2 separate regions of the Homo sapiens genome follow, and region 1 is linked to region 2. Evidence: read pairs that join two places in POLR2A ChIA-PET (ENCODE). Cell type or tissue: HepG2. All regions are shown on one strand. Links, peaks and the distances in the headings refer to the core of each region. The heading gives the core; the rest is flanking DNA.

What was found. Peaks named below come from ENCODE experiments on the same cell type or tissue, not always from the same donor. Only the 100,000 strongest peaks of a DNase experiment are listed, where the experiment ranks them.
Region 1: POLR2A ChIA-PET joins it to region 2 with 5 read pairs; 1 of 35 experiments calls an interaction of 5 or more read pairs at or near these places.

What each region holds. Positions count from the first base shown.
Region 1 is chr9:94,897,684-94,902,072 of GRCh38, reverse strand. The region is part of intron 5 of AOPEP (aminopeptidase O (putative)); the gene reads right to left. Among named protein-coding and RNA genes, the nearest start is that of AOPEP-AS1, 46 kb to the left of the region's middle. In HepG2, for the core only: no CTCF peak of the experiment used is centred there; a DNase peak (open chromatin) is centred at 2,052; H3K4me3 peaks cover 1,766 bases.
Region 2 is chr9:94,987,587-94,991,975 of GRCh38, reverse strand. All of the region lies in intron 11 of AOPEP (aminopeptidase O (putative)), which reads right to left. Among named protein-coding and RNA genes, the nearest start is that of AOPEP-AS1, 44 kb to the right of the region's middle. RefSeq lists a silencer at 1,835-2,129. In HepG2, for the core only: no CTCF peak of the experiment used is centred there; DNase peaks (open chromatin) are centred at 655 and 1,905; H3K4me3 peaks cover 469 bases.

The sequences.
Region 1 (4,389 bases), core at 251-4,250, 90 kb after region 2:
CAGTGGTCCTGGTCTAGACACCTGGGCTCTTATTACAAATGAAGAATCTTAGCCTCTTCTCAGAACTGCTGAATTGAAATCTGCATTTTAACAAGATCCCCAATTCATTCATATGCACATTAAGGTATTTTATTAGCACTTTTTCTTTTCTTTTCTTTTTTTTTGAGACACAGTCTCACTCTGTCACCCAGGCTGGAGTGCAGTGGCGCGATCTCAGCTCACTGCATCCTCAGTCTCCCAAGTAGCTAAGATTACAGATGTGCTCCACGACGCCCGGCTAATTTTCTGTATTTTTAGTAAGGACGGGGTTTTGCTATGTTGGCCAGGCTGGTCTTGAACTCCTGGCCTCAAGTGCCCACCCACCTCAGCCTTCCAAAGTGCTGGGATTACAGGCATGTGCCACTGCACCCAGCCTTCTCAGCACTTTTCTACGTGAAAAGTTATTATACACATTTTAAGTGAAGGTTGTTGAAGATGCGAGGTGTTTTGTTTTTGTTTTTTCTCTTGTGGCTAGCAAAAGGTATGTGAGATACTGAGAAGCAGCGAGGAGTCCTAAGGACTCAAGGGTTAATCCGACAATCAGGAGAGAAATCCCACATTTAACAAATACTAGATAAACACCGATCATAGGTGGAAACTTGGGCTAGGTGTCAGGGACTTAAGGATGAATGAAGACAGTGCCCATCCTCCCATTTAAAACATGTACTATACTATACTATTAGGTGATTAAAGCCGCTACATTGAAAAAATACATTCTTGCTATGGGGGCTCAGAGGAAGAAGCAATCGATTCTTATTTGAGCAAACTTGAATACTCTATACTTTTTGGCCATTCTTCATTAAAAGCTGAAAGGGCCATAAGTATAAGTCAATTCCACATGAGTCAGAGAAGATTATGAAATTTTGATTTCTTGCTTATTGACAGTAACACATTCTAATTGTTTTGATAATGTCTCCCACCGAACCACTTACTGAAATGATGTTTCATATTACTTATTGAACTTCGCATGAATTACAAATAAAAAGCCAAATGGCAACCACCTTTTAACAGGAAGGAATATTGGAATGGCCAGTTTGCCAGGGTCTGAGAGAAAGTGGGCTGATCCAAGCACAGCATTATTGCAGGAAAGAGTTGAGCAAGTTCTAAAAAAATGGGCCCTTGGAAAGCATTCAACTTACTTGTGAGTCAGATGTGTCTTCACTGCAAAGCTTCGTGATTTTGTTTAAAGTCAGTTCCCAGAATCGCAGATCTATCCAGAACTCAAAGCTAAGTAGAAAACACACTCTAAAGCCAAATATAGATGACATTTGGATTGTCTACATGCCCCACTCTCCTCAAGCAGGGGAAACTGAAAGTTGACTAAGATACAGACATGCAGAGAAAAATGTTTCAAAGAATTATTCATATCGGATCCTGTTCCAAAGATGGTAGTCTGTTTCCCATGAAATCTTCTACTCGAGCACGATGAAACACTTTCCTAATGTCAGATGGGGCAGAGGCAGTGATAAATCAGGAAGAAGAAGATGAGGAGGAGGCAAGAGATTCTCCTGAGAGAGGGGGAAGCATGAGGAATACCCAGAAGGCTAAAGATGGTGAGAAAAACAGCTCTGCACTCACCTCCCGAAGGGCTGAATAATCGCCGGCCTCAGCAGATCATCTACCGAGGAGAATTACTTGACGACCTGGGAAGGATGGTGTTTTGGCCCTGAAACTGTGACCTGAAGAATAGTGCTTACATTAGCAGGCTACTGTGGTCCTCACAATCACCTTGGTGCCATTGAAAGTTTACAGGTTACAATATTCATAAATCACAGAATTTGGTTGCTAGAAGGGTCTTTTACCACTTCCTTTTACCCCCAGTCTCATTTCACAGACAAGAAAACTCAGGCTGAGAGGTTGGCTCACATAGCTAGCTAGTTGGCGGCGGCCAGCAGTCAGTCTGGCCTTCATCCTCTGACCCCCCTGCCCAGTGCTCTTCATATTATAACTGTGGTTTCTAACCTGGGTTCCCCAGACCCCTCCATCTCATTCAAGTCCACAGGAATCCATGAACTATGACTCACAGACTCATAGTTCAGTATTTCAAAAAGTTTACTTGAATCTATATATTTGGCTGGGGGGGAGGGGTCAGGTAACACATTAACCTGCTTGGGGCTAGATTTAACTCAGTAACTCAATAATTCTAATTATAGAGACAGTAAGTTGGGACTCAAGCAACCTACGTCTAAAAATTTTGTAATGCTTATTGAAAAGGGTTGTCTGTACTTTGTTCCAATTTCTTTGTTCTGAGAATTTTATATTTTTGTTTTTGTTTGTTTTTTTTTAGATAGGGTCCCACTCTGACACCTAGGCTGAAGTGCAGTGGTGCGATCATGGCTCACTGCAGCTTCAACATCCTGGGTTCACGCAATCCTCCCACCTCAGCCTCCCAAGTAGCTGGGACTACAGGTGCACACCGCCACGTCTGGCTAATTTGTAAATTTTTTGTAGTGATGGGGTCTCATTTTGTTGCCCAGGCTGGTCTCAAACTCCTGGGCTCAAGTAATTCTCCCATCTTAGCTTCCCAAAGTGCTGGGAATAAAAGTGTGAGCCACCGTGCCTGGCCTTCATAATTTTAATTATTAATAAGCTAACAGTTGCACGGTTAAAAAAAAGTCAATATAAAAAAATAGCAAATGTAACACAGTGAAACCTCGTCTCTACTAAAAAAAAAAAAAAAAAATAGCCGGGCGTGGTGGCGGGCGCCTATAGTCCCAGCTACTCCGGAGGCTGAGGCAGGAGAATGGCGTGAACCCAGGAGGCGGAGCTTGCAGTGAGCCGAGATGGCGCCACTGCACTCCAGCCTGGGCAACAGAGCAAGACTCCCTCTCAAAAAAAAAAAAAAAAAAAAAAAGCAAATGAAGAGGCAAATTATCTTCCCTCCTCCCATCAGTCCTCCACTTGGACTTTTTCTCCTCCAAGGCAACCAGTGTTAAAAAGGTATTACGAATTGCTCCAGAAAATATTTTAAGGTAATAAGGACAAATGCATGATGGACATTGCATTTTGTTTCTTCAGTTGATATTATACCAAGGAGCTTCTCCCACATTTGGTCTACTTAAGTCTTTTTATTTATTTATTTATTTGAGACAGTGCCCAGGCTCGCTCTGTCGCCCAGGCTGGAGTGCAATGGCGTGATCTCGGCTCACTGCAAGCTCCACCTCCCGAGTTCACGCCATTCTCCTGCCTCAGCCTCCTGAGTAGCTGGGACTACAAGCGCCTGCCACCACGCCCTGCTAATTTTTTGTATTTTTAGTAGAGACGCAGTTTCACTGTGTTAGCCAGGATGGTCTCGATCTCCTGACCTCATGATCCACCCGCCTCGGCCTCCCAAAGTGCTGGGATTACAGGCATGAGCCACTGCACCCGGCCTTTTTTTTTTTTTCATTTTATTTTTTATTTTTGAGACAGTCTTGTTCTGTCGCCCAGGCTGGAGTGCAATGGCGCGATCTGGCTCACTGCAAGCTCCACCTCCTGGGTTCAAGCGATTCTCCTGCCTTCAAGCGATTCTCCTGCCTCAGCCTTCCAAGTAGCTGGAATTACAAGTGCCCCACACCTGGCTAATTTTTGTACTTTTAGTAGAGATGAGGTTTCACCATGTTGGCCAGGCTGGTCTCGAACTCCTGACCTCAGGTGATCCGCCTGCCTCAGCCTCCCAAGGTGCTGGGATTACAGACATGAGCCACCACGCCTGGCCAGCTTCATTCTTTTTAAAGGCTGCATAGAATTCCACTGAATGGTGCAGCAGAATGCACATATCCTGGCCCCTCATGAGTTTCCAGAGCTTTGCTTTTACCAGCAATGCTGAAGTAAACATTCTTGCTTATTTAGCCACCTACACTTTGGTGAAATTCCTAGCAGTGGAAGTGCTGAGTCAAAGAGAGCATACTTTTAGGCTGGGCACAGTGGCTCATGCCTGTAATCCCAGCATTTCGGGAGGCTGAGGCAGTTGGATCACCTGAGGACAGGAGTTCTAGACCAGCCTGGCCAACATGGTGAAACCCCATCTTTACTAAAAATACAAAAATCAGCCAGGCATGGTGGTGCGCGCTTGTAATCCCAGCTACTCTGGAGGCTGAGGCAGGAGAATCGCTTGAACCTGGGAGGCAGAGGTTGCAGTGAGCCGAGATAGTGCTATTGCATTCCAGCCTGGGCGACAGAGCAAGTCTCTGTATCCAAAAAAAAAAAAAAAGGCATACTTTTGAAACTTCAGTAAATACTGCAAATGGCCCTCAAAGAAGTCACAACAATTTCTATCCCCACAAAAAAACAAATGAGAATGGCAGTTTCATTTGCCAGCTTTACTAATGAGTTAATTTTTATTTGGGGAGAGAGATTTTTATTAAAACA
Region 2 (4,389 bases), core at 179-4,178:
GTGGCCTGGTATTATGTAATTTAGTTTCCATCTCAAGTGAGGAATGGCTGTATCTTTCCAAATGCAAAGACCTAAACTAATCTCTATATACAATCACATTCACTCACACCAAAAAATATACCAGCTTTTTGATGCAATGGAGCCCAGTATTTCCTATGCAAAATATTCCATCTAGATACATAGGGCTACCGTTTAGAAATATCTAGTGGAAGAGGGGCATGTATATCCATGACACATATTTGTGAAAAGCTCTGGAAAGTGAGGTCCATATCCTGCATCTGTGAAAGAATAGGAACAAACAGCTTCAAGAAAAAGAGGAGTCATTAATGAAAAATCATCACTTCTCAGGGCCCTCTGCCATACTCCTTTATTATCTACTCATAGGTCTTCGTAGAAACTAAGGCAAAGATGGGACCCAAATTACAAAATGCTTTAGTCTGATGGGCTGAAGACTTAGAATCCTGTACTCAAGCCATAGCTCTGCCACTAACTAGTGCTGCGAGCTTGGGCAGATACTACACTTCTCCTGGGGCTCCGCTCCCCCAGTAAGAAGAAGACGCACTGCACTCTAAGACTCATCTGTAGCCTGTGATTCTACAGCAAGCTCAAAGTTGCACAATACCAGAAAAAACTAATATTTAACCATGAAGCAGCAGAGGCCACACAGGAGAAATACCATGCAGGTATTAAATGTATACCTATTTGGTACCACATAATGGCTTCCACAAAAGAGAAGGAAAAAAAGCCCTGACTGTAAAAGTAGCCAGGTGCTCCTGATGGCTTTCCCGGTCAGCAGGGTGCTCTGGCTGCAAGAGCTGGGACAAGCCACTGTGAGCATTGTGCAGGGCCACAGTGGGGGCAGCAGCCTAAAAAGCCCTGGGTGTTGATCTTCTATCAGCATGTGCCATGATGCTGTGCGATGTCAAACAGCCAAGGGGTCATGCTTGTGTATGCAGCCATGTGCACAACTCACTCAACTACTGCTTTGCCGGGCTTTACCTTCCAGGTGTGGGAAGAGTGCAATGTCAATATAAAATAATCTGCTTTTGGCCAGGCGCGGTGGCTCATGCCTATAATCCCAGCACTTTGGGGGGCTGAGGCAGGAGGATCACCTGAGGTCAGGAGTTCGAGACCAGCCTGGCCAACATGGTGAAACCCTGTCTCTACTAAAAATACAAAAAATTAGCCAGGCATGGTGGCACAGACCTGTAGTCCAGCTACTTGGGAGGCTGAGGCAGGAGAATGGCTTGAACCTAGGAGGAGGAGGAGGTTGCAGTGAGCCGAGATCACGCCAGTGCACTCCAGCCTGGGCGACAGTGAAACTCCACCTCAGAAATTAATTAATTAATTAATTAATTAATTAAATTAAATAATCTGCTTTTGACGAAGAGTCTACCAGAGTATGTCTTTAGCCTAATAAAAGAGAAAATGGGGGCAGTTTTTCTTAAAAAGCAGAATCAGTTGTTTTTCTATTGATACAAGGTTTACACTCTAGAGCTGCTATCTTTGTCCTAGTTCTTTGAGTTTGCATTGCTCTTTCTTTCTAAAAAGGTTTCTCTACAAAATAAGGCAGCACTGCAGTGAAATCCTATTACAGGTCCGCTCATTATTAGGGATGCAGTAGTCCTTCCTTCAGTGACTCTTTCTGTGGGCCAATACTTGAAAGCCTGAAAGACAGGTACTGCCCATGTGTCCAAATATGGCTCACCAGACTACACCTTGAGGACAGTCATGCTGGCTCCTTTGCACAATGGGCCAGCTGACTTGTGATTGAGTGGGGCTTAAGGGCAGTCTCCTCCCTCCAAGCGTATTTGTTTTCTTACAGATTTAGCCTCCCAGCGGAACATGGCAAACACAAGACATCAACCTCTACAGTTCTTCGCAGGTCTCAAACTCTGGGGTGGAGACCTGTTGGGCAAAGGTTGGTTTGCAGATGCTTCCACAAACCATGAGCTCATGGGCAGGGTCTGTGCCCTTTCGGCTTTATATGCAAACCACCCAGCGCAATGTTTGGCAAACTGCTTGAACTAATAAACTAAACCACAAAGCCAAATGTTTGGGTTACTTGGCCGGGCGCAGTGGCTCATGCCTGTAATCCCAGCACTTTGGGAGGCCGAGGCGGGCGGATCACAAGGTCAGGAGTTTGAGACCAGCCTGGCCAATATGGTGAAACCCTGTCGCTATAAAAATACAAAAATTAGCCGAGTATGGTGGCTAGTGTCTGTAATCCCAGCTACTCAGGAGGCTGAGGCAGGAGAATCTCTTGATTCGTGGAGGTGGAGGTTGCAGTGAGCTGAGATCACGCCACTGCACTCCAGCCTGGGCAAGAGAGCAAGACTCTGTCTCAAAAAAAAAAAAAAAAAAAAGTTTGGGTTACTCAGGAAGGGTATAAAAATGAAGGATTCTAAGGGTTTAGGTTGTACTTAGAAAAGAAGCTTCTTGGCCAGGCACAGTGGCTCATGCCTGTAATCCCAGCACCTTGGGAGGCCAAGGAAGGCAAATCACGAGGTTAGGAGATCGAGACCATCCTGGCCAACATGGTGAAAGCCCGTCTCTACTAAAAATACAAAAATTAGCTGGGCGCGGTGGCCCACACCTGTAATCCTAGCACTTTGGGAGGCCAAGGTGGGCGGATCTCGAGGTCAGGAGATCAAGACCATCCTCGCTAACACAGTGAAACCCCGTCTCTACTAAAAATACAAAATAATTAGCCAGATGAGGTGGCGGGCACCTGTAGTCTCAGCTACTCGGGAGGCTGAGGTGGGAGAATGGCATGAACCCGGGAGGCAGAGCTTGCAGTGAGCAGAGATCATGCCACTGCACTCCAGCCTGGGTGACAGAGCAAGACTCTGTCTCAAAACAAACAAACAAACAAACAAAAAATAAAAAAATTAGCTGAGTGTGGTGTCGTGCACCTGTAATCCCAGCTACCTGAGAGTTTGCCCCCGCTGAGGCAGGAGAATTGCTTGAACCCAGGAGGCGGAGATTGCAGTGAGTCAAGATTGCGCCACTGCACTTCAGCCTGGGCGACAGACCGAGACTTTGTCTAAAAAAAAAAAAAAAGAAAGGAAAAGAAACTTATTTTGATAGAATATATTTCAGAATATGAGATAATTACGGATTATGTTGACCAGTTCCAGCCGTACCTATGGAGATGCTGACTCAGTAGCAGGTTTGGGCTGGCTCCGGGATCTGCAGTTTTAATCCGCCTCCTACATGATTCTGATGACCAGGTCTCCCTGAGCGCCTTCAACTCAAGCCTGCAGAGCTAGACTTCCAGCAAGAACCCAGCTTGATCCTATTATTAAAACCCACACGTACATGGGCCACTACCAACTGTCTCCATTAGCTGCATTTTTTAAATGCTAGTGGCCTCTGCTTCCTTTTCCTTCTGGTTATCCTTCGATGTTCGAAGGCAGGACTGGGTTATCCTTCATATACCTAGCAAATATTAGCTTTCTCTCTACGGTGTCATACTTTCAATGTGTCTGTTTGCATCTGAGCCAGTTCAGAATTCTTATTCTTTTTACAGGAAAAATGTCTCAAATGCCCTTTATCCCTAATGAGAAAGCCATCCTCATATGCCTTCCTCTGTGCTCACTGAAAAAATGTACGTCTAATCCGAGATTGTGAAAGCTGTGGGCAATCGACTCTCCCTGCCGACTTCCCAACGTCCTTCCCCGTCGTGAGTAGGATTTGGGTGCATCAGCTGCATCACATTGATCTGTGCTTGTTTCTTGTGGCTTCCTACTCATTCCCATGGATATAGGCGTTCCTCAGCCCACTGCATGTCCTCTCTGGATAGACAGACACCATTGGTTATCTAGATACTTAATGCTGTTTTTAGAAGTATCCATGTAAATGAAGAGCTTCTGGACCTGAAAGTTCAGTCAGAAACCAAGGAGCTAAAGTCAGTCTAGCTGTTCCACACCCTCCACTAGACTACCTCTTCCCTGCACAGAGGGGAAAAGCATGGCTTTTTACCCGGGGAGCTGTCTTTCCAGGCAAGGCTGCTGACCCACCTGACCATGTTTATCTAAACATGCTGCTCAAGTCCTGTCACTCCTTGCACAAGCATCAGTGGCTACTCAATCTGCAGGAACTCTCTAGCATCACATTCAAGTCCCTGTGTAATCTGGCTGGGTCCTGCCCCACTAACCATTCCCCCTCACAGATCCTGCCCTCTATGTAAAACAAGCAAGAATTAAACATGTCCCCAACAAGAAAAACAGAAAGGGAAAAGATTACAACCCCAAATCACAATCAAAATGCGTTCACCCAGTATATTTTATCAGTATTTAAAATGCATTCATCCCTCTATTATTCAGGAGCAGAACAACCTTGGTTAGATTGTTGCAGGGGCTGGGAGGGACCTGAGAATGAGAAGGA